Linked DNA regions of Homo sapiens: region 2 is linked to region 1. The links are chromatin loops, found by intact Hi-C in ENCODE. Cell type or tissue: CD4-positive, alpha-beta T cell. All regions are shown on one strand. Links, peaks and the distances in the headings refer to the core of each region. The heading gives the core; the rest is flanking DNA.

Region 1 (8,792 bases), core at 793-8,792:
AATATTGTATGAGCAGGGCTTTAGCCTTTTTACTGTTGATTCAGAGGCTCCTTCTTGTATATCTAGTAATCCACAAATAGACCTCAGGAAACAGGAAAGGTTCCATTTCAATTATCCTCACCAAACCCAGTTCGCAGGTGTTTTGGAGGATGAAAGACAGGGGTGTGACAATTTTCCCTAAGAAAAGACAACTTCTGGGCAGACAATAGAACCACTGGTACCTTTTATGGCCAGTTACTCTAGCAGGGAAATTTCTATGCTAAGTGAAGCAAGAATAAAAATGAGGATTAAGTGATACTGCTTGAAAAAGAACTGCGGTAATTTAAATGACCACGTGGTAGATGAATAAAACCATGTGACTAGAAGTCATAAAACCACAGTTCAAGTCCCAGTTCCACCCTAACCAAACTGTGAGACACTGGGTAAGTCAGCCTCTCTAGACCACAGGTTTCTTATTGGCCAAGAACTGCAAGATCCCTTAAATGGGATCTTCTGAAGTAGGGTTCTAAAACAAGGTACACAAAATCTAAATTGTAAATTTTAAGGACTAACCTTTATGTTTCAGATGAGTTCTTTAGGCAGCATATGCTTAACATATCCATGGTAGTATATAGTCATGATCATGCTTTGAGTAGGTTTTTCTTAAACACTGTGTTATAGACGGAATGCGTCCCCCAAAAATTCATATGTTGAAGCCCTAACCCCCCAGTGAGTGCGAGGTCACTGGGAGGTAATTAGATTTCGATGAAGTCATGAGGATAAAGCTCCCATGATGAGATTATAATCCTTTTAAGAAGAAGAAGACACACCAGAGCTCTCTCTGCCACATGACGACACAGTGGCAGCTGTCGGCAAGCCAGGAAGGGGCCTTCTCCAGTAACCTAATCTGCTGGAACCTTGTCTTGCACTTCCTAGCTTTAGGAACTATGAGAAATAAATGTCCGTGGTTTAAGCCACTTAGTCGGTGGTATTTTGTTATAGCAGCCTGAGCTAAAATACACTGCAAACCTAGTATACATTATACAATGTCACAACTATCTTGCAAAAGAATATACAGCTATAATGTTGTATTTCTTATTTAATATGGTAGTATCATCATGTATTTTCTCTTATTGTCAATTGTAGAATTTATATTATTATCTGTCCCACCACAACTACTACCAATTGCAGCAAACTGGTAAAGTACAAGAAAGAATAAAGAATCAGGCAGGGGTGGGGAAGATCTTTACATTGCCCATAACCCCATAAATCCAGAAACAACCAGCATTAATATTTGAGCCTATTTCCTTCAAGTCTTTTGTCCTATGCATAGATCAAACTGTGTGTGTGTGTGTGCACATGTGTATATGCTCATTTTTTATCAGAATCTTTCCATAAAATGAAAAATTCTCCCTAAACATTATGTTTAATGGTGAAGAACATTATTATATAGATACACCACAACTTACTGACATTATTCCTCTCCTATTTCACATTTAGGTTGTTTCCAGTTTTTCACTCTCATGAATCATAGCATGATGACCAGTTTTGTGTATAAATTGTTGTACACAGTTTTGCTTAATTCCTTAATTCAGATTTCCAGAAGTATAAAGGATATCCTTGGACAATTTTTAAAGAGTTCATATTCTAAAACAAGGCATCTACTTACGGCTTTTTTCCACAAATACTTTGCCTACAGGCTGGCTAATGCCAGTGGGTGCAGTGAATACAGACTGCTGTTCCACAGTAGTTTGCTCATCAGTGATTATGTCTTCATCTTCTACTCCTAGCTCATTGGCATACTGTAATTCTGCTGGCTGGGTTTTCCTGTAATAAGGACGTATGTATGAAAAATAGATGATTATTGAATTTTTTACAGACTTACATAAGGAACTAGCTATAAATATAATGGAAAGGGCCCTGGACTTGGAGTTAAGAAATGTGGTTTTTACTCAAATAAATCGGTTATTAACTATTATGTGCAGCAAGTTACTTACATTTCTGAGGGCTTCAGTTTTCTCATTTGAAAATTGAAGTGACTGAACTAGATCTGTAAGCTTCTTTCCAAATTTAAAACTGTATGATTCTGTATAGATACTGATAAGGTTTGGCTATGTCCCCACCCAAAATCTCATCTTGAATTGTAATAATCCCCACCTGTCAAGGGACTGTTCTGGTGATAGTGAGTTCTCAGGAGATCTGATCGTTTTGTAAGGGGCTTCCCCCTTCACTCAGCTCTAATTCTTCTCCTTCCTGCTGCCCTGTGAAGAAGGGTGTGTTTGCTTCACCTTCCACCATGATAGTAAGTTTCCTGAGGCACCCCCAAGTCATGCTGAACTGTGAGTCAATTAAACCTCTTTCCTTTATAAATTATCCAGTCTCGGGTATGTCTTTATTAGTAGTGTGAGAACGGACTAACACAGACATTGATCACTATTTGTAGGTTCATTTTCAAATACAAATAATAGTGCTATATATATGACTTCCAGTGTTATTTCTTTAAAGTACACTACTCATTTTATCTTAATGCTAAAACCCAGTTTTACTTATTCCTAAAATAATCATAATTTGAATTCTGTTAACATAAGAAAATAAATCACAATAGCCTATTTCATTATCTTTAATTTTTAAATATCCTTAATGTTTAATTTTGCTACTTATATATTCTATTTGTGTTCTTCTTTTTTAGAGATGGCTCTTAAGTTTTTTTATTTAAGTACAATCTTAATTTTTTTTATTTTCTCAGTGGTTTACTCTTCTGAAATTTATCATTCGATTGGTTTAACTGATTTTTTGTAATAATACTTATCCTAGAGGTACACAAATACAAGTATGTAATAAGACTTAATGAGAAGCTACTGCTTCGGAGCTCCAAACAAAGCATCAGGGTAATCCTGGAGAATAGTTAGAAGAATAAATAAATTCCTACTTTGTCTTCCTCCGAGGTTTTTGAATAACTGCCTCCTCAGCTGGCTCCGCATCAATACCATTTTCATTTCGTAATAAAGATGAACTAGATGACTTCTTTTGGGTGGAGGAAGTCTCCAATTCTGAAAACAAAATAAATTTAACTTTTCAAATAACTAAAACATAAAAAGAAAAGTAATGTACAAGACTTGTATAAGAGAAAAGAACTTCAAGAATTTTAATTGGGCAAAAATGTTTTCACTATCTTACAAATTTTTAATTTTTTAAAAATGTTATACTTCTAAACTCTCAATGTAAAAATTGAAATTGTAATGCCAAACAATATGGAAAAAAATTAAGTAACCCAATACCCAGGCTGTGCTGAAGATTCCCAAGATTATCTCCTGGTTCGCTGACTTTCTAGAAGGGCTCACAGGACTTGGAAATCATCACACTCACAATTATGGTTTACTACAGCAAATGGATATAAAGCAAAATCAGCAAAAGGAAAAAGTACATGGACCAAGTCCAGAGGAAACCAAGTACAAGCTTCCAAGAGTCCTCTATCAGTGGAGTCAAATAGGATGTACTAACATTACTGGAGAGTAATGAGTTGTGACAACACATGTGACACATGTTGTACAAAAGAAGCTCATCAGAGACAGTGCCCAAGGTTAGGGGCTAGTCACATAAGCCTAGCACATACCAAAATTCTGGATGCCCGGAAGGGAAACAGATGTTCAGCAAAAATCACTATGTGTGCACAAATGCACCGTGAGTCACCTTATAATTTAGGGAAAGTTTTCTATCAGTGTAGGGAGCTGTTTATCATCCAAGTTCCCAGATGCCAGCTAACGGCCAATCTTATCAGCAGGCTTTTCCAAGGATAGCAGTCTCAGGTCTGCTATATTAACTCTTTTCTGCACACAGGGTAGGTATTAAGTTTAAATGAGTCAGTGAAGCCTTCTTCTAATCCACTAGCTACTCTTCCTACCTGGAAATACTAGCTCCCTGGAATACCTTCAAGACCTTACAATTCTATTGTAATAAAATACTTACAGCCTCGACTGGAAATATAATGCAAGCAGTAGAGCCTACCATTGGTCATCCTGAACAAAATAAATAAAAACACAATTTTTAAATCCAGAAACTTAGAAAGGTGAACCTGCCAGGCTTGGTGTACTTTGGAATGGCAATGACAGGTCCTTTTTGATTCAAAACTTAGTTGGGTCCTGAATTTTCTAAAAAAGTCATTTCTGTAAACACACTTTTCACAAATTATAAAACTAGGTATTGGTATCCATCTTGATTTTTAAACTTGTATCTTAACTAAATTACTAAAAGGGCACTTTTAATGAAACTACATTTACTGCCACTAATGAAATAAACTGTAGAGTAGTTAAAGCTAGTCTGAGCACCATTTCTGTCTCTTTTCCTTCTTCTGCCATCATCCGCCCCTTCGTTCTCATAGACCCTCAGTGCCCCCAGGCACTGTGGCATCCCACTTCAACTTGCCTTCCAAAATTATGCTCCATTCTCCTGACTTTTCTAGTTCCTGCCCTTCTACTCCTATAATTCTTCCATCCAATCAAGACACGCCGTTTTCTAGAAGGACAAGTAATTAGGAAAATTATAATAAATTATTAATAAGGGCTGATGTTAATAGGAGAGCACTAATCTCCCCATCTTTGTTCCTTCCCTGAGTTTTGCTCCAATACAACTCTTTGTCATTTTTCTAATTATTATAAAAGTCATAATGCTCAAAATATAAAAAATTAGTAAAATAAATGAAGGAAGAAAATTTTAAAAATCATACTTCCTCCTTCTAAAACTTCTACCACTGTAACACTGCTATATTCTTCCATTCTTTTTACTATGTAGATGTATGTACATATTTACGTTCTGGGTTGAACTGTGCTCCAAAAAGAGATATGTTCAAGTCCTAACTCATAATACCTGTGAGTGTAACCTTATTTGGAAACAAGAGTCTTTGCAGATGAAATCAAGTTAAGATGAGGTCATGCTAGATTGGAATGGGCCCTAAATCCAACAACTGATATCCTTATAAGAGGGAAATGTGGACACAGACACACAAGGAAAAATGTGAAGATGGAAGCAGAGATTGGCATTATGCCACCACAAGTCAAACAATGCCAAGGACTGTCAACAACCATAAGAAGCTAGAAGAAATGGCCAGGCGCGGTGGCTCACACCTGTAATCCCAGCACTTTGGGAGGCCGAGGTGGGCGGATCACCTGAGGTCAGGAGTTCAAGACAAGCCTGGCCAACATGGCAAAACCCTGTCTCTACTAAAAAATACAAAATTAGCCGAGCATCATGGCAAATGCCTGTAATCCCAGCTACTCAGGAGGCCGAGGCAGGAGAATCGCTTGTACCCGGGAGGCAGAAGTTCCAGTGAGCTGAGATCGCACCATTGCACTCCAGCCTGGGCTATAAGAGTGAAACTCCATCTTAAAAAAAAAAAAAAAGAGGCTCGAAGAAACAAGGAAGGATTCTTTTCTAGAGACTTCAGAGGGAGCATAGTCCTGCAGACAACTTGATTTTGGACTTCTCACCTAAGAACTATGAAAAAATAAACTGTTGTTTGAAGTCACACAGTTTGTGGTAATTTGTTATGGCAACCCTAAGAAATTAACATAGTATATTTTACAAAAATGGGATCCTCCAATACATACTATTTTATAACCTTTGTTCTTTGATTTAATAATACACAACTGATGATTATCTGTGTCACCCTAACAATCCTTTTAATGGGTACCTGGTTCCTATTTATGGATGAAGTATGATTTATTTAGCCAGTATCACACCGTTAAATATCTGGGTCATTACCAATTTCTACTCTTATAAATAACGCTGCAGTTAACATCCTTTAATTACTGCAGCTATTGAATTTACTACTATTCCCAGAAATCCAGACAGGCTGTATCTATGCTCCTATGAGCAAAGCATGAGTGCACCCATTTCCCATCAATATTGGATTTTATAATTTGAAAAAAGCATTGCCAATTTGATAGGCCAAAAAATGGTATAGTATTTTATTTACCTTGTGAACTGCCTGGGACATAGAAAGACTAAACAAATGTTAGCTGTTGTTTCACTATATTATTGTTAGTACAGAATCTACCATTTCCCCACTAATCTGAAATGTCCATTTCATCATTTACTAGATTTTTCTATGCACTGAGATCTGAACTTTCTGTTTAGTCCTGTATTTGTTGCCCTCCTCTCATAATCTATACATATATGATCAAAAGAGACCTGTAAAGTATTCTTGGCTTAAGCCATTGGAGTTATTCTAGTGGTAAATATTTTAAACATAAAAGCAAGAAACCACCTGTGGGATATGGATAGGGGGAAAGAAATGAAAGCAGAGAGGTTTTTATCATGTCATCAAAATCACAAGTGCTATCACAACTTAACCTTGGTTTCTTCACATACCAAGAGGTAGCCTTGTCTTTTTCTGTCTTCTTTGAACAGGAGCCTCTGGGTGCTCTTTGAGTTCTTTAGTTGATGGCTCATTGCCCTCAGAGGGCCTTCGACCAGCAGTCTGAGCAAGGCCTTCCAAAGAAGCACTTGCTATAGAAAAACAGAGTAGAAAAAAATGAGATTACTTGAGCAAAGATCACTGAATCTTAAAAAGATGGAGGAAAAGGTAACTAGAATGTTTCCTATAGAATAACCCCATCTCTTTCAGAACTAATTATCCCCCAAATCTTTCCTTCCTCCTCACCTGTAACTTTGGGCTTTAAGTTAGGAAAAGAAATAAATGAAGGAATAAGAAAGGCTGAGGAAGAAAAAACGAGGGGGCTAAAAAGAAGAGCAAAAGACAGGAGGAGGAGAAATTGCTTCAGAACATTTAGAACTTTGAAAAAGGTGGAAAACATAATAAAAACTGATACCATAGAGAATTCTCTTACTTGCCTCTTGCCTTAAGAATTTTCATCAGCCTCTATATAGTAAAGTCCTTCATTAATAAGTTAAAGAATAATAAAGTCATCATGGATAATTGGAGTTAGCAGGTAATTTATAAGTCTCTTCATTTGGTCATTCACTTCAACTTCTTCCCTCATGAAATCTTTTAAAAGAATTTTAACACATACCTGACTGCATTCCCTTCCTTGCTTGTCTTCTTCACAAAAGAAATAGAAATTGCACTGGGTGCAGTGGCTCATGCCTGGAATCCCAGCACTTTGGGAGGCCAAAGCAGGCGGATCACATGAGGTCAAGAGTTCGAAACCAGCCTGACCAACATGGCAAAACTCCCTCTCTACTAAAAATACAAAAATTAGCCGGGTGTAGTGGCATGCGCCTGTAGTCCCAGCTACTCAAGGAGGCCGAGGCAGGAGAATCGCTTGAACCCAGGAGGTGGAGGTTGCAGGGAGCCAAGATCACACCATTGCACTCCAGCCTGGGCAACAGAGCAAGACTCCGTCTCAAAAAAAAAAAAAAAAAATAGAAATGTATCAATAAACAAATGAAAATGTTTAACCTCAGTAGTACATAGAGAAATGTAAACTAAAATAAGCTACTTTTCCCCCACTAAATTAACAAAAAAATTTTAAAGATTGATTATTGTCCAATGTTGTTAAGGATTTAGAGAATGAGACACTCTCAGACTCTACAGGTAGCAAGATAATAACTAAAGCTTCCTTAAGGTAATTTAGCAGAGTCAGTCATACTAATAATGCACACATCCTGCACCTAGCAATTCCACTGCTAGCAATCCATCCTACAGAAGTACTTCTTCCCTACCACCCACTATTTTATGCAGAACTGCAACATTGTTGGAGTGAAAAATTGGAAATAACCTAAATAAATAACAGAGCAGTGATTATGGTACATTCTTATCATGTAATACAATGAAGTCACTGTTTAAGAATACATAGAACTCTATGTATTAAGAAACAAAGATAGTATGTATGATTCCTTTTATGTTTTTGTTGTTGTTTGTTTGTTTTAAAAAAGGAGCAGCAACCACAGAAACCTTTTAGGAGTGTGAGAGGTCTCAAGTAAAGAGTGAAGTTAAAGGATCAGGTAAAGATAATCTTGAGGTTTCAGGCCTGAGGGCTGGGAAAATGGTAGGTTCCATTAACAGAAAATCATGAGACGTAAAAAAATTATTTATTCTTAAAGGCAACGATGGATTCTAGATGTGCTGAGTTTAGAGTTACGGATGCAACTTCCAGGATTATCAGTGGATGACTAAGACAAAAACGAGTTCTGCTCATGACTGAAGCTTTACTATTTAAATGATGATGTGGCCATGCCTTCAGACTCATGCTGTAATGTAGAGATATTCTGATTGAAGTGAGATTTAAGAACTCTGTGTTTCTAAATTCAGTATCTTGTTCAAGGGTCTGGAATCAATCATAGCTTAAAACCATGTATGTTGTCTGGGGATAAAAGACCTTAAAGAGTCCAGGAATATCATGGAAATAGGAGCTTAGATGGCACCACCTTCTATTCCATGAATGCGTCCAGATACTCCTCAGGCTGCCCACTGCCCTGTACCTCACCACCACCAGGAATTCCACTGCTTCAAACTGGCCTTAATTCTATCCTCAATGAAGTGGAGATTCGGGGCTGCTGGGGCCTTAATTCTCCCTTATCTGTGATGTTTACTACGCCTGAGGTCCTGGGAAAACTTGTGATCCCACACAACAAAGAATAACGTCTTACCTGGTGTGTTTTTTGTTCTGGGCTTCTTTTTCTTAGGACGACTAAGTGGAATATCATCTATAAAGCAAGAAAAAACGTCAACAGAAAAGGGTGCCTAAAATTCAATGCAGAGAACAGTCAGAAGAGAACTTTTAAACAGGGAAGAATTCTCCCTCTCTTCCCTGGGCCTGGCAAACGTTTATAGATTAGGGGAAGAAGGCAAGAAA
Region 2 (16,543 bases), core at 4,006-12,005, 830 kb before region 1:
ATAGTGTTCCTTCCTTTGCCGAGCCACACAGGACAGGCTCCCCTGTGCTCCTGTAACTTCACATTTAGATGATTTTACTGGCTAGCTATTGGTCTTGTTCCAAACCATTCTGCCAAGATAATATTTCTCAACATCTGTAACCACCCACTGTCACTATGTAAAAGAGTTGCATTCAACAGGACAGTTTCTTCTTCCAAAAGGGACTTTACTGTCTTCTGTAAATTGGTCACCTGTTGTTTTTATTTGACTGCTGTCTCTTCCTTTGGGAAATTATCCATCCTCCACTCCATGTGTTCCAAACAAGCTGCTGGGAAAGGAATGAGATAAGCTGGGTTAGAGTCTCTCCTGAGAGATAGGCTCTTGCGCAAGCTACACAAGCTAAAGGGCCACTGTAGCAGGTCGCCTGGATGGCCACGTTGAGTCCACAAGCTTCTGCTGCTGAGCTCCTCAGAAGTGTCCTCGTTCCTGCGCCCCATTCTTCAGCTCTGCCCTCAATTCTGTGACCTACCAGCACCTTTCCAGTGGTCAGTTTCCTAGGGTTGCTGCAACAATTTATCACAAGCTGGGTGGCTTCAGTATGTATTCTCTCACAGTTCTGGAGGCTAGAAATCCAAAGTCAAGGTGCTGGCAGGGCCACGGTTCTCAGGAAGAATCCTTTCTCGCCTCTTCGGGCAGCTCTTGCTGTTCCTTATGGCTGCATCACCCCAACCTCTGCCTCCATCATCTCATTGCCTTCTTCCCAGTGTGTCTGTATCCAAATCCTCTCCTTTCTCATAAAAACACTAGTCATTGGGCCAGACGTGGTGGCTCACACCTGTAATCCCAGCAATTTGGGAGGCCGAGGTGGGCAGATCATGAGGTCAGGAGTTTGAGACCAGCCTAGCCAACATAGTGAAACCCTGTCTCTACTAAAAATACAAAAATTAGCCAGGCGTGGTGGCAGGCACCTGTAGTCCCAGGTACTCAGGAGGCTGAGGCAGGAGAATTGCTTGAACCTGGGAGGCGGAGGTTGCAGTGAGCTGGGATCGTGCCATTGCACTCCAGCCTGGGCGACAATAGGGAGGCCTGTCTCAAAAAAAAAAAAAAACAAAAAAACACCAGTCATTGGATTTAGGGCCCACCTTAATCCAGTAAGACCTCATCTTAGCTTAATCAATTATACTTGCAAAGACTTTATTTCCAAATAAGGCCACTTCTGAGGTTCCAGGTAGACATGAATTTGGGGGGATGCTATTCAACCCACTCTACCCATAAACCTTGCTGAGGCTAATGGATAGTTTTGGGGTAGAAGTGACTCTCTCTCCTTTATGCCCCTATTGTGTCTGGTTCTTACATAACACACAATCGATTTGTCTGCATGTGCATCCTTTCTTTCTAGATGAGCCACTGGCTGATGACAGGGATTGTGTTTTACTCATCTCTTACCACAGGGTCCATCTCAAACTGATACTTGCATATGTTTGATTAAGGAAGAGCCAATGAATGTGCTCTATGACAACAAAAGTACAGATGAAACCTACACTGTGTAACTCAGATACCCATGAGCCAGGAGACCTAAGGAAGGTAAAAAGAAAGAACCTACAGTTATTTGGCAAAGAAACCAGGCTTCACTTTTTTTTGGATATAAATCTGCTGGAGCCACTATTTATTTTACTTGCATGTATTAAGCAAAATTTTCCAAAACTTGGAAACAATGCAAAAAAGAAAAAAAAATACTGTGAGCCGTTTCTTTTCTTTTAGAAACAGGGTCTCACTCTGTCATCCAGGCTGGAGTGCCCTAGTACAATCATGGCTCACTGCAGCCTCAAACTTCTGGGCTCAAGCAATCCTCCCATCTTGGCCTCCAGAGTAGCTAGGACTACAGGACTGTGCCACCAGGCCTGGCTAATTTTTTAATGTTTTGTACAGACAGGATCTCCCAATATTGCCCAGGCTGGTTTCAAAGTCCTGGCCTCAAGCGAACCTCCCCACTCAGATAACTTGTCAATGTTATCTTCCAGCACTGTCTAATAAACCCATTACAGAGTTATCTGACGCTCTAGGGCTGCCCTGTCTATATGGTAGCCACCAGCCACATGTGGCTATGTACATTTAATTTTTAATAATTTAAATAAAAAATTCAGTTCCCTAGTTTCCTTAGCTACATTTCAAGTACTGTATTCAGTAACCACATGCAGCTACTGGGTACCCTATTAAACAGCACAGAAAAGACCAGTATCCATCACTCCAGAAAGTTATATAGATGGGTTTGCTCTAGGGAAATGTAACTTTATATATCTGCCATTTATTAGGGCCCAGACCACATTAGATCATGTGGCATGTAGAATGACAGCACGCCAAAGACATCCATGTCCTAATCCCTAGAAACTGTGACTATGTAGGTTACATGGCAAAGGGAAATGAATGTTGCAGTTGGAATTAGGTTTGCTAATCAGGTATCCTTAGAATAAAGAGATTATTCTGGCTTATTTCAATAGGCCCTATGTAATCACAAGAATCCTTAAATGTGGCTGGGGGCAGTGGCTTACGCCTGTAATCCCAACACTTTGGGAGGCCGAGGCGGGCGGATCACGAGGTCAGGAGATCGAGACCATCCTGGCTAATGTGGTGAAACCCCGTCTCTACTAAAAATACAAAAAATTAGCCAGGCATGGGGGCGGGTGCCTGTAGTCCCAGCTACTTGGAAGGCTGAGGCAAGAGAATGGCGTGAACCCGGGAGGCGGAGCTTGCAGTGAGCTGAGATTGTGCCACTGCACTCCAGCCTGGGCAACAGAGCGAGACTCCATCTCAAATAAAAAAGAATCCTTAAATGTGGAAAAGGGAGGCAGGAGAGTTGGTGTTAGAGTAGCTGGCTTTAAAGATGTCAGGGGCCCAAGCCAAGGAACGCAGGCAGTCTCTGGAAGCTGGCGAAGGTGATGAAACACATTCTCATCTAGAGTCTCCGAGTAGAATGCAGCCCTGCTGACACCTTGATTTTAGCCCAGTGAGACCCACTTTGGAATTCTGACCTTCAGAACTGTAAGATAATCAATTCGTGTTGTTTTATGCCACCAGGTTTAGGATAATTTGTTGTAGCTGTAATAGGAAATAATACAGGTGTTAACTTGCAAAACATTGATAAATTACAAAGAATTGCTGTATAGTTGAAAAGAAATCCCCCAAGGTTTCAGTTTTATTGCCCTTAGGACATTAACCAGTTTTGTTTTGTTGTTTATTTGGGTTTTTTTCCCCCTAATCTGCAATCTTATTCTGATGTTCTTTCTTCCATATTGGTTTCTCACATCTTCCTTTGAACTTGCTTTATTACACTCGCTCCCTCATTGACTATATCTTTGAAATCTGCTCACTACATATTGTATAGGAGTCACTATATATTGTACAGCTTTAAGGTCACAAGTGGTTTTTGGTTCCATGAGTGAATCGTATAGTGGTGAAGTCTGAAACTTTAGTGTACCCATCACCCAAACAGTGTACATTGTACCTAATAGGTAGTTTTTCATCCATCACCCCTCTCCCACACTCCCTCCTTGGTTTATATGCTTAAAGTTAGATGCTGACATGCAACCAACAAAGGAAAAACAAACAAACACAGGACTCTAAGGTTCTTCCGTATGTAAGAAGAGCCTACATAATTTATACAGCGATTAACCTGATGAAATAGTTTATTTACAATTTAAATGAATAAATTTCATATTCTACAACACATATAATCTATTGACTAAATGTAACTAATGATGAACCTCCATACAAACAACCCCACTAAAAAGTGGGCAAAGGACATAAACAGACACTTTTCAAAAGACATACAAGTGGCCAAAAAGCATATGAAAAACAGCTCAATATCACTGATTAGAGAAATGCAAATCGAAACCACAATGAGATACCATCTCACACCAGTCAGAATAGCTATTATTAAAAACTCAAAAAATAACAGCTGCTGGCAAGGTTGCAGAAAAAAGGGAATGCTTACACACTCTTGGTGGGAGTGTAAATTAGTTCAACCATTGTGGAAAGCAGAGTGGCGATTCCTCAAAGAGCTAAAAACAGAACTACCATTTGACCCAGCAATCCCATTACATTCCCAAAGGAATATAAATCATTCTACCATAAAGATACATGCACACAAATATTCACTGCAGCACTATTCACAATAGCAAAGACATGGAATCAACCTAATACCTGATATGGTCTGGCTTTGTGTCCCCACCCACATCTCATCTCAAATTGTAATCCCCACGTGTTGGAAGAGGGGCCTGGTGGGAGGTAATTGGATCATGGGGTAGATTTCCCTCTTGCTGTTCTGTTGATAGTGAATTCTCATGAGATCTGGTTGTTTGAAAGTGTGTAGCACCTCCCCCTTTGTGCTATCTCTCTCCTGCTGCCATGTAAGATGTGCCTTGCTTCCCCTTTGCCTTCTGCCATGATTGTAAATTTCCTGTGGCCTCCTAGCCATGCTTCCTATACAGCCTACAGCACTGTAAGTTAATTAAACCTCTTTTCTTCATAAATTACCCAATCTCAGGTAGTTCTTTATAGTAGTATGAGAACAGACTAATACAATTCCCATCAATGAGAAACTGAATAAGAAACTGTGGTATATATACACCATGGAATACTATGCAGCAATAAAAAAAGAACAAGATCATGTCTTTTGCAGGAACATGAAGGGAGATGGAGGCCATTATCCTTAGCAAACTAATGCAGGAAGAGAAAACCAAATACTGCATGTTCTCACTTATAAGTGGGAGCTAAATGATGAGAACTCATGGACACAAATAGGGGAACAATAGACACTGGGGCCTACTTGAGGGTGGAGGATTGGAAAAGGGAGAGAATCAGAAAAAATAACTATTAGGTACTAGGCGTAGCGCCTGGATGACAAAATAACCTGTACAACAAAGCCCTATGATATGAGTTTACCTATATAACAAACCTGCACATGGACCCCCTCAACCTAAAATAAAAGTTGAAAAACATACAAACAACAAAGACCACAAAATAAAAAGTGTTGGCCAGGACATGGAGAAATTGGAACACTTGTGTACTGCTGATGGGAATGTAAAATGGTACAGCTGCAGTGGAAAACAGTATGGTAGTTCCTCAAAAATCAAAAATTAGATTGCCCAATGATTCAGCAACTCCATTTCTTTTTTCTTTTTCTTTTCTTTTTTTTTTTTTTTTTTTTTGCCCCAGGATGAAGTCTTATTCTGTGGCCCAGGCTGGAGTGCAATGGCACAATCTTGGCTCACTGCAACCTCAACCTCCCAGGTTCAAGCAATTCTCCTACCTCAGCCTCCCAAGTAGCTGGGATTACAGGCACATGCCACCATGCCTGGCTAATTTTTGTATTTTTAGTAAAAACAGGATTTCATCATGTTGGCCAGGCTGGTCTCAAACTCCTAACCTCTTGATCTGCCTGCCTCAGCCCCCGAAAGTGCTGGGATTACAGGCATGAGCCACCATGCCTGGCCGGCAATTCCACTTCTTTTATGTTTATAGCAAAAGAATGGAAAGCAAGGTCTCAATAAGATATTTATATACCCATGTTCACAGTAGCATTTTTCACAATAGCTAAAACGTGGAAGCAACCCAAGTGTCCATCAATGAAGGAATGGATAAGGAAAATGTGGTATATATTATACAAATAATAGCCTTCCAAAGGAAGGAAATTCTGACACAAGCTACAACATAGATGAACCTTGAGGAACCTTGAGGAACCTTGCTAAATGAAATAAGCCAGTCACAAAAAGACAAATACTGTATGATTCCACTTATATGAAAACCTTAAAGTAGTAAAATCAGAGAGACAGAAAACGGAATAGTGGTTGCCAAGCATGTGGGGAAGGAGAATCAGAGTTATTGTTTAACGGGTGTAAGATTTGTTTTGCAAGATGAAAAGAGCTACAGAGATAGATGGTGGTGATAGTTGTACATTATAAATATATTTAATAACACTGAACTGTACATTTAAAAATGGTTAAAATGGTAAAGTTTAGGTTATGTATGTTTACCACAATAAAAAAATTTGAAAAAAAAATGATAAACTTCTTTCTTTTCCTTTTTTTTCCTTTTAGTAAATATAACAAGAACAGAGCCTGTACCGATTTAGTTAAGACCTTTTTCCATTTCTTTGGTTTCTTTGTTCCTTGTGCTCAAGAATTTGTTGGAATGTAAATGTCCTCCAAGCTTATCCAGATAAGTATAATGAAAATATATTCCTCCCAAGGCCTTTCAAACACCATTGTTACCAATAGTTTATTTATATTTTTATCCAAAAAGTAAATAAATCAAAGTTTGGGAGCTCATTTTTCAATCTCCACAAGTTGCTCATAATCCACAAAAATTGAGGAAATACACACACACACACACACACACACACACACACAATCCAATCCTCTTCTCCTTGGCCCTAATGCTCTTCTTCCCACTCCTAAATTATCTATCCCTAGAAGAAGCAAGAGTAGATCTATCAGAACCACTTAAGGAGCTTTTTCAAAATTCCCACATCCTGCTTCCCACCCCTACCCTATCCTGATATACCACCCAAAGAGGCAATGCCAGAATCTGGGTACTGTTTTGTTTTGGGGGGTTTTTTGGAACAGGGTCTTACTTTGTCACCCAGGCTGGAGTGCACTGGCACCACCATAGCTCACTGCAGCCTCAAACTCCTGGGCTCAAGCAACCCTTCTGCCTCAGCCTCCTGTGTAACTAGGATTACAGGTGCACACCACCATGCCCAGCTGATTTTTTTTATTTTTAGTAGAGATGGAGTTTCACCATGTTGCCCATGCTGGTCTTGAACTCTTGACCTCAGGTGATCCTCCTGCCTTGGCCTCCCAACCTCTGGGATTACAGGTGTGAGCCACTGTACCTGGCCTAATCTGGGTAGCTCAAGAATCCATAGAGGGAAGAGAAAGAAAAGCAAGTATACAAAAAGCAGGTTGTTGGAGGGTTATATTGACTTGGTTGAAATGGAATCCAACAGGGTCTTATCCTCCAGCTCACCAATGCTTCCCTTCCCCAGAGTAATTTTTCTATAATATTGACAGTCTGCTGGTATCATATAGATAATCTCTAGTGGTCTCCACTACTGACCAGATTGTCACACAGTGATCTCAGGCAATTAGGCAATTGATGAACACAGCAATTGGCAGGTCCTCTTCATAAATATCCACAGCCCCCACTAAAAGTTAGAGATAAGTCAAACATCTCACATGACAGATTCACTCTGAATGGACACAACAGACTGACGGCAGAATCATCTAGCCCTCTGGGAGGAGAGTACTGAGAACCAATAGCAATCCACACCTGAAGGCTGCTGCCAGCATCGCTTGCTGGATTCCTCCACCTTCCTCGGATGAGGTTCATAGAGCAAGTGTAAAGTCTCTAACCAACCACGTATCTTATTTCTAACATCCACTATACCAAGGAACAAAACCTTAAAATGGACTCTTGGAAAATTAGTTGAAATGTGTAGGTAACCAATTTTGAAGTGTGGATTCATGATTTGGATTCATCAAATGCTAATTAACTACACCTAGAGTGCAAGTTGATGCTACCTAGGGTGTAGAAAAAAGTTACCTTATGTTTAAATATATCATATAGTTTACACTAAATTTCTTAAGCATTTTAAAGTGAATTACCACATAGAAAGCAGAACATAGGTGAAGACCAAACTCCTTAGGATGGGCTCTTAGCCCTTCTCAAGCTAACCCCCTCTTCATCTTTGCCATCCCTGTCCCAACATACACATACACAGATACACATACACCCTACACCACACACAGCAAGCTGCTCCCTGCTCTAGAATGTGACAGCTACATTTCAGGCTGCTCCACATGCTGCTCCTACCTCCCTCTTCCCCATCTGACCAACCTCTTCTCTTCTGCCAAGACCTACCTCAAATGCTTCCTATTCCAAATCTTTTGGGAACCCCTTCCTTCTCAGCCCTGTGGAGTTGGTCACTCCCTTTTCCATATTCTAATAGCACCTTGTATGATACATTCGTGGTGGTATTGTACCATGTCCCTCACTGGACAGTGCATGTCACAAGCACCATGACTATCTTTGGGCCTCCATTACAGCACACCAGGCACATAAGGAAAAGCAGAGTCCTTCCTAAAGAGTTCTCACCAAAAGCGTTTCTCAAAGGCAATTAAATCTGTTGCTTGTACATTGTTCTTCCTAGGCAAGAAATTCTTAAAATTTCTGAAGTCATGAAACCCCAATGTTCTTAATGGTATTTTATAGCCCTTTTTACCTGGTGATACGGTTTGGATGTTTCTCGCCTCCCAAATCTCATGTTGAATGTATTTCCCAATGTTGGTGGGAGGTGATTGGATCGTGGAGGCGGATCCCTCATGAGTGCTTTAGCACCAACACTTTGGTAATAAGTAAGTTCTCACTCTGAATTCCCGTGAGATCTGGTTGTTTAAAAGTGTGTGGCACCTCCCACCTCACTCACACTTGCTCCCACTCTCACTATGTGATGTCCCTGCTCCCACTTCACTTTCTGCCATGATTGTAAATTTCCCAAAGCCCTCACCTGAAAGCAAATGCTCGTGCCACACTGGCACAGCCTGCAGAACCATAAGCCAATTAAACCTCTTTTCTTTATAAATTACGCAGCCTCAGGTATTTCTTCTTCTTCTTCTTTTTTTTTTCTGAAACAGAGTCTCACTCTGTTGCCCAGGCTGGAGTGCAGTGGCGTGATCTCAGCTCACTGCAACCTCTACCTCCTGGATTCAAGCGATTCTTCTGCCTCAGCCTCCCCAGTAGCTGGAAATATAGGTGCGTGTCACCACGCCTGGCTAATTTTTTGTATTTTCAATAGAGACAGGGTTTCACCGTGTTAGCCAGGATGGTCTCCATCTCCTGACCTCATGATCCGCCTGCCTTTGCCTCCCGAAGTGCTGGGATTACAGGCCTGAGCCACCGCACCAGCCTCAGGTATTTCTTTATAGAAACACAAGAACGGCCTAACACGCTTAGGTTCTGAAAGTTCTTCGTGGCATTTAGGTATTGAAAAATGTGAGTTGAATTCAAAGCACAGGTATAGAGAACTAACAGAGAATTTCATTTCAGCACTTACTATAACTAGTCACCTAGTGCTAAGGATCTCTGTGCTGGGCAAGCCTTATTGTATAAAGTTCTCTGATGCTAAAGCCTTCTATACTGGTTAAGTTCTGGAAAATGAAACTGCTTTTTTAAAGAAAACTAATTTTATCCCAGAAAGATCTGGGAAATCTTCCAAGACTGCTTTTTAAGAGTAGGACCTGAAATGTATCATTAGAAAAAAGGTTCCACTTTTTCTTATCAGATAAATTGACATTAAGTTTACTTAATGGTAGTCCATGGCCTTGTTCTGGAAGACTAATAATCATCAATTCTATCTATAGTTAGCTTGCTTTGAAAGCAAGGCAGCCTTACTTTCTCACAAAGTTTCTGTGAAGAATTATAAAATGCATGTGAAAATATTTTGTAAACAGTAACATCCTCTATAAATTTAAGGTCTACTGTGACCACTCTATTACTACTAATAGTAGTACATACCAAGTAATAGCAGTAGTACTACTAATAATAGCAATAAGGCAGTGATTAAGTTCTATTTAGTTTAGTTGCTTTTTCATCTTAAATAAAAACTTTCCATCAGCTGGGCGCGGCAGCTCACACCTGTAATCCCAGCACTTTGGGAGGCTGAGGCCGGCGGATCACTTGAAGTCAGGAGTTTGAGACCAGCCTGGCCAACATGGTGAAACCCCGTCTCTACTAAAAATACAAAAATTAGCCAGGGGTGGTGGCACGCACCTGTAATCCCAGCTACTCAGGAGGCTGAGGCAGGAGAATCGCTTGCACCCGGGAGGCGGAGGTTGCAGTGAGTGAAGATCGCACCACTGCACTCCAGCCTGGGCAACAGAGAGAGACTCCGTCTCAAAAAAAAAAAAAAAAAAATTCCATCGCACTGAGGCTCCCAAAAAATGAAATGTAGGTTTTAAAAAAGACATCAAAGAAAGATGGCCATCTAAATATGCCAAGGAAACCGTTATGCATTGGAGATAATTTTCCAACACAGAGATGTTTGGATCTGGCGTCCTTAGTAACATTTCTTTTTTTTTTTTTTTGAGACGGAGTCTCACTCTGTCGCCCAGACTGGAGTGCAGTGGCGGGATCTCGGCTCACTGCAAGCTCTGCCTCCCGGGTTCACACCATTCTCCTGCCTCAGCCTCCTGAGTAGCTGGGACTACAGGCGCCCGCCACCACGCCCGGTTAATTTGTATTTTTAGTAGAGACGGGGTTTCACCGTGTTAGCCAGGATGGTCTCGATCTCCTGACCTCGTGATCCGCCCGCCTCGGCCTCCCAAAGTGCTGGGATTACAGGCGTGAGCCACCACGTCCGGCCTCTTAGTAACATTTCTTAATCTTCAGTTCTGCAGTAATATTCTAGGAGATATGAACTATTAATAATAAGCAGTAAACAGTTTTTTCTAAACAATCCTATAGCTAACATACCACATGCCATTACACTGTTCTCTTGTTGGTTTTTATTTTGCTTCGTTTTAATGAATGTCTTGAATGCTATATAACTTAGAATGCACATATTTAAATCACCCCAAATATCACTTATTTGGCAACTCACTTCAAACTATATTCTGAACAAGCACTTTACAGGAGCAAAGAGTTTTCACCTTAACCTGTCATTATTCTGATGTTAAGAGGGGAGAGAGAGAAACAGAAAATGCATGTATGCCAAATTTCTTGAATCCCTAAGCTTCCCAATTATTTCGGCCTATTCAAAAATCGAGTCCAGGTGTGGTGGCTCACGCCTATAAATCCCAACATTTTGAGAGGCAGAGGTGGGAGGATTGCTAAAGCCCATGAGTTGGAGGTCATTCTGGGCAACATAACCAGATCCTGTCTCTATTAAAAAAAAAAAAAAAACTAAAATCTAAATAATAGAGTGTGTTTGCTAAAAGAGGGTATTTATTTAACAAATATTACTAAAATGTTAATGTAACTAAGCAATGCTTTTTATCTTGATTATGTCAAATATTATTAATAATTATAACTATTAAAATAATTCTATGAAGAAGTAAAAGAAATGGTATATATGAGATATGTAGCAAGTGAATGATATTTAACACATTTTTTACCTAAAATGAAATTATTTAAAAGCTCATTGTACCTCAAAGCTTTTTCACTGTAAAAATTTTGTGGAGCCTATGAAAATACTTCTGGCCACACATACATACATAAATATATGCATACATATATAGGTGTGTGTAACTAGAAGTATTTCATATACATATGCTACAATATTTAAGCCAGGTTCATAGGATGTTCTATAAGCTTCTACAAGACTCAAAGCATAGGAATAAATACTTCCCCCAGCTCATTTTCCAAGGGCAACAATGTGCTTTTCAAAACAGGCCCTTGATATTCTTCTAGTTGTTAGGAATAAAAACCTATTGTCACTTGCTTTTAAAAAAGAAACACTTAGGTATCCATTCCCATCAATGAAGTTAAAAGCAGTAGCACATTCACATGTTGCACTTAGCACCTTTCTTTTTAAGTAGTTCAAAATTTTTAAATCCAAAAGTACTAAGGGGGATTCACAGCAATGGCAGAGTGAAGAAATCAGCATATCCTTTTTCCCAAAACAACCATAAAACTGGGCAAGGCTAGGCGTGATGATTCACACCTATAATCTCAGCACTTTGGGAGGCTGAGGCGGGAGGCTCACCTAAGGCCAGGAGTTTGAGACCAGCCTGGGCCACAAAGCAAAACCCCATCATCACCAAAAAAAAAAAAAAAAAATTAGCAGACTCAGTGGCTCATGCCTGTAGCCCAATTACAAAGAAGGAATGTGTTCACATCCATGACTAAGAAAGGCTTATGGGAAAAAAGCAGTAGTTGAGATAAGGCTTGAAACAATAGTGGGATTTTGACAGTGGAAAATGAGGGAAGGACATCTCAAGAAAGGTCAAGACAAGATGTGTCCTGTCTGACCAAAGCATAGAGTTCAATTGTTTGGAACCTTTTCCTACCATAATACAATTCACAAACAACGTTTCCCCTGCTAGCTGCACGGTGCCTATTCCCATGGGTGCACCCAAAAGCAGAGAAAAGATAAGTGGCAAGGTGTGGTCTGTAATCCCAACACTTCAGGAGGCCAAGGTGGGAGGATTATTTGAGGCCAGGAGTTCAGGAAAACCTTTAATCCACTTTACATTTTAAAGAAAATAATCTGCTTACTTTAATATCATTTTTAGTCAAAAATCATTTGCTACATACCCCACAATGATGGTAATAACAGGTTAAGAACCACAAATGTGATGGGAAGTAAAGGTGAAAAACATTGGTCAGAGCTATCCCTGAGTATAAACAGAGGCATTTAAACAGTGAAGAGAAATGATTCAGCTTGCAGTTGAGAAGATTGCTCTGGAAATGTTGAGAAAGGGGATAGTACAGTTAGGAAGTTATTGCAAAAGTCCCATTTAGTTAGGGGTAATAGATGCCTAAATCAAGATGGTACTGGGGAAAGATGATACAATTTTAAAACGTGGCAAAAATAGAAGATAAGCTTTGTGAGGCCATAGGCGTAACATGTCACTATCTCTACTGGTCTCTAGCTGAATAAATATTTGTTGAATGAATAAATAAGATCTTGGTGGTAAGGCGGTGCATTATAATGGTGAAGCCAGACTGCTTGGGTTCAACTGGACCTCTTCCACTTACTAGCGCTATGATCTTAGACAAGTTACCTGACCTCGATGCCTCGGCTTTTCCATCTGTAAAATGGGACTAATAATAGTGTCTAGATTACAGGGTAGTTTTCAGGATGAAATGGGGTTACTACATAAAGTGCATAGAAGAGGGCCTGATACATATAGGGACATATTAGTTATCATTTTTATTTGTGAAACGTTGTCCTTTAACAGAACTTCAGATGTGAAAAATACAGTTCTGGGGGAAGAGCAATTGACAGCACTGACAGTGTTAAATTAGCCATGAAGTGAAGATGCCAGATAGTGTGGACTGGGGCCTTGGGAGAAAGGAAGGGGCTAGACACTTAGAGATCAGACTCCAGCCACTTCCCTCTGCTCCCCACAGCCCTCCCAATCACACTAGCTTCTTGCAGTTCCTCCAACAGATGCAGTTTGTTTCCTGCCTCCTTCCCACTGCTGTTGCCTCAACTTGGAAGGGCATAGAGCCTGGATTTAACAAATATTTGCTTAATGATTCAGTAGATGATCTTGGAACTCTTTTAAGTGGAGTAAATGTTAAATCCTTGAGAATGTATGAGACTGCCATAGAAGAAAGTATCCAGAAAGAAAAGGTATCAGTACAGAAAAGAAGAGTCAGAAAATACCGTGCAAAGGCACATTCAGAACGTAACCAGGATAGCTGGAGCCAGGATTCAAGGAGAGAGGTAGGTAACATTCAATGCTCAGAGGAGGCAAACAGGGTGAAGAATAAAACACTGGGTTTGGCAATAATTTCAGGAACGAACGCTGAGAAAGTCATTTTTCCATGAAGTTGCGGGGGGGTGGGGTAGAGGTCAGATAGTTAATTAGGGAAAAGAAGTCAACAAACTATTTTATCAAAAGGTTTAGGGAAGAGAAGCCACTCTCCTCCTACCAGAGAGTGAGGAAGCAACTGGAGAGAAGTAAACTACTGTACAGTGAATAAAAACATGGGGCTACATCCTAGAGGCGCTGTGCATCTTTATCTGCACAGAGTTTTGTCACGTCCACAGTGCTTTTCACACGCACTATCTAATCTGATCGTACCCCAGCTCCCTGATGATATAGCCTCTAACTGAGGGGTTCTCAAGGTGCGGACCAGCAGCAGCATCACAGATAACTTGTTGGAAATGCACATTCATGGGTTCCACACCAGGCCTACAGAATGAGAAACTACGGGTGGGGCCCAGCAGTCTGTTATAACAAGTCCTCCAAGGGATTCTGATGCTCTCCAAGTCCCCATAGCCACCACACTCGGGAGACAACCGCTGCAGCGCGCAGGGACCGCGGTTGGAGGACAGAATTTCCCCTTCTCAATCTTCGGCCTGTGTCCTCTTCGCTCTTAAGGGAGGTAGTGAACAATGAGACAGCCCCTCAGAGAAAAGTCGCCAGGCAGGGGACTCAGCTGGAGCGAACTCCGCCCATCCCGGCCAGGGCGGAGGCGAGGTGCGGATTCCTTCCCCAAACCACGCCCCCATGCCCGCCCCCAGCCTCCGCCCCCGCACGACCCGAGGGCCCCCCGCCCTCGGGCTTCGACTTCCGGTGCTGGAGGAGGGGGCCGGCGGCGAGGGACTCCAGGAGGACGCGTCCAACTTCGAGACCGGCGGGGGCCGGCTCCGCTCTTCCAACCCCTCCATGTGTGAAGAGGGCGGACGACGCAGCGGGGGAAGAAAAATAAGCTAGTCTAGGACAAGTGTCCAGGCGACGTGGAACCCAGTAAGGGAATAAAGAAGACTGGAAACGTCTCTCCCCTCCCCTATCCCAGTCCCTCACCCTAATCCGCGCGCAATAGAAAAGGCGGAAGCGCCTGTCCACGATCAGGGCGGGGCAAGGGGAAGAAATCTCGCGATAGGAGAGCGGTCCGGGCGGGGGTGGCACCTCTCCCTCCTCCTGGCGTTAGTTCCGGTCGCAGAGGAGACACCGCCGCAGTTGCCGGTACATCGGGGATTTCTGGCTCTTTCCTCTTCGCCTTAAATTCGGTGAGACGCGGCGCCCCGCTCACCCCGGGCGGACGCTGCGGGTCGTGGACGCCGGGCAGAGGGAGAGGGAGGCGGCGGGCTGGATGCGGCCCGGCTTGGATGGGCCCGAACGGAGGTCGCCTCTTGAGGCCGGGCCGGATCTAGGGCCTGAAAGGCCGCCGCTTCGGCAGGGAGGCCGAGGGGTAGCGGCGGCCCGGGTGGGGAGGTGGGGTCCGGGTGTGCGCCGCGGCGCTGGCTGCGAAGGCAGTGGCCGAGGCGGGCTCCCTCTGGGCCGTGCCCGGCCTGGCTAACAAAGCCGCCGCGGCCTCTGTTGTGTGATGTACGCGTGGGGGCTTCCGGCGGGCGGGGCGGAGGGGCTGCCACCCACCACCGCTGCGGCCGCCGCCTCCGCCGCTGCTTTCGCTGGAGGGCGGGCGGATGTACGGGGCGCCTGGGGCCCCGGCGCAAAGCGCCTCAGTGACTGTGGTCCGCTCGTTGCGGCGGCCGCCACCGCAGGCGACAGGGTCAGTGGAGAAAGAGCCGCGGGACCCTACGGCGCCCCGCTGTGGCCGATGGGGTCCTGGGCGGGAAGCGGGTGATCTGTGGCTCGGGCGGGAGGCATGGGAAGGGTGTGGATTGGGAGACACGTTACCGGGGAGGAGGCTAGGACTGTGGGATATGGGCGAAGGAGGCTGGGCTGGCTGTTAGTTTTGCAGGCCTGAGTGGTGCAAGGCGGCCGCTGTTGCGGTCACAGGCATGACCTAGGGTAGGATGGTGCTGCCCGTAACCAGGCTTGTCAGAAGAAGGGGTTCACCTTTTGACAGTGTTTTAGAATTGGCATACACATTTTGGATGCCTGCTGACTATGGTGATAATCTCTCTTTGCGTTCTGCGATGCTTAGTGGTCGTGGAAGATGTAAGTGAATGTAAAGAGGAATGTGGAGAAAACTGAACAATTAGGTTTATGACGGGTGATCACTGTAGCACTACAATGTCGCTTAAAAGTAGTTCACAGCACTAATTTGAAGGGTTTCTTGTAGAGAGAAATGCACATTTTGACGTACATTTGATTCAAGTGCAGGTAATTCTTTGTGCCTGTATCGGGTATAATTGCCAGCTTTATATCCTGAGAGTGGGTGTTCCATTTGATTCATATGTGACTAGACTAAGGTTTGATGTTTTGCTTTAAAAATTAGTATTATGGCACTGATATTAAGGCTTTATTTCTCCTTTCCTAGGGTGTCTTTTATGAATAATCAAAAGCAGCAAAAGCCAACGCTATCAGGCCAGCGTTTTAAAACTAGAAAAAGAGGTAAATATTTACGTTTTAATGTCTCTCTTCAAACCTCCAGAACATCTTGTGTATCTTGCCTTCTCTGACAGGTACTTGCATATTACTAAAGCCTCAAAAGAAGATACCAGAAAGAAACTTGAATTTCTCGTTGACTGCCATTTCACATACACCTTTAATATTTCTACTGCTTTACTGCTCAAGCCTTAATTTTTAGTATCAATATATCTCTAAGCCGGTTAGTGAATCTTCTTTTCGGTGTGAAGGTAAAATATTTTTAAAAATAAAAATAAGGGCTCTGTTTTCACTAGCAGGCAGTCTCATTTAAGCAAACTTAAATGAGCAAAAATGTTAATTTATAAAAGGAGAACTCCTAATGTAGTCACCCAGATTTTGTGAAGATTTGTGAGAGAAAACTCAGACTTCACCCATGGAAGTTAATTGTGGAACAGGATTCACATTGTAATGTCTTTTGAAATACAGACTTAGTAGAAAAAGTATTAGAATTATATTACTATTTTTTTTTTGCATTAGTGTGTACTTAGGTGAGT

Evidence for each region. Hi-C counts contacts between places; a loop is a spot of excess contacts. Peaks named below come from ENCODE experiments on the same cell type or tissue, not always from the same donor. Only the 100,000 strongest peaks of a DNase experiment are listed, where the experiment ranks them.
Region 2: it touches region 1 in a loop (2.6-fold over the local background); 3 of 110 quality-filtered maps call a loop at or near these places.

What each region holds. Positions count from the first base shown.
Region 1 is chr2:201,630,403-201,639,194 of GRCh38, forward strand. TMEM237 (transmembrane protein 237) reads right to left here. Exons shown (of 13, transcript NM_001044385.3): 4 at 8,587-8,643; 5 at 6,346-6,483; 6 at 2,909-3,029; 7 at 1,649-1,806. Among named protein-coding and RNA genes, the nearest start is that of TMEM237, 8.7 kb to the right of the region's middle. In CD4-positive, alpha-beta T cell, for the core only: no CTCF peak of the experiment used is centred there; no DNase peak of the experiment used is centred there.
Region 2 is chr2:200,797,269-200,813,811 of GRCh38, forward strand. BZW1-AS1 (BZW1 antisense RNA 1) reads right to left here and starts at 14,902. Exons shown (of 4, transcript NR_110275.1): 1 at 14,517-14,902; 2 at 231-307. BZW1 (basic leucine zipper and W2 domains 1) reads left to right here and starts at 14,642. Exons shown (of 12, transcript NM_001207067.2): 1 at 14,642-14,722; 2 at 15,940-16,013. The coding sequence starts at 15,950. RefSeq lists enhancers at 13,856-14,115, 14,964-15,479, 15,480-15,995 and silencers at 14,166-14,315, 14,846-15,215. In CD4-positive, alpha-beta T cell, for the core only: no CTCF peak of the experiment used is centred there; no DNase peak of the experiment used is centred there.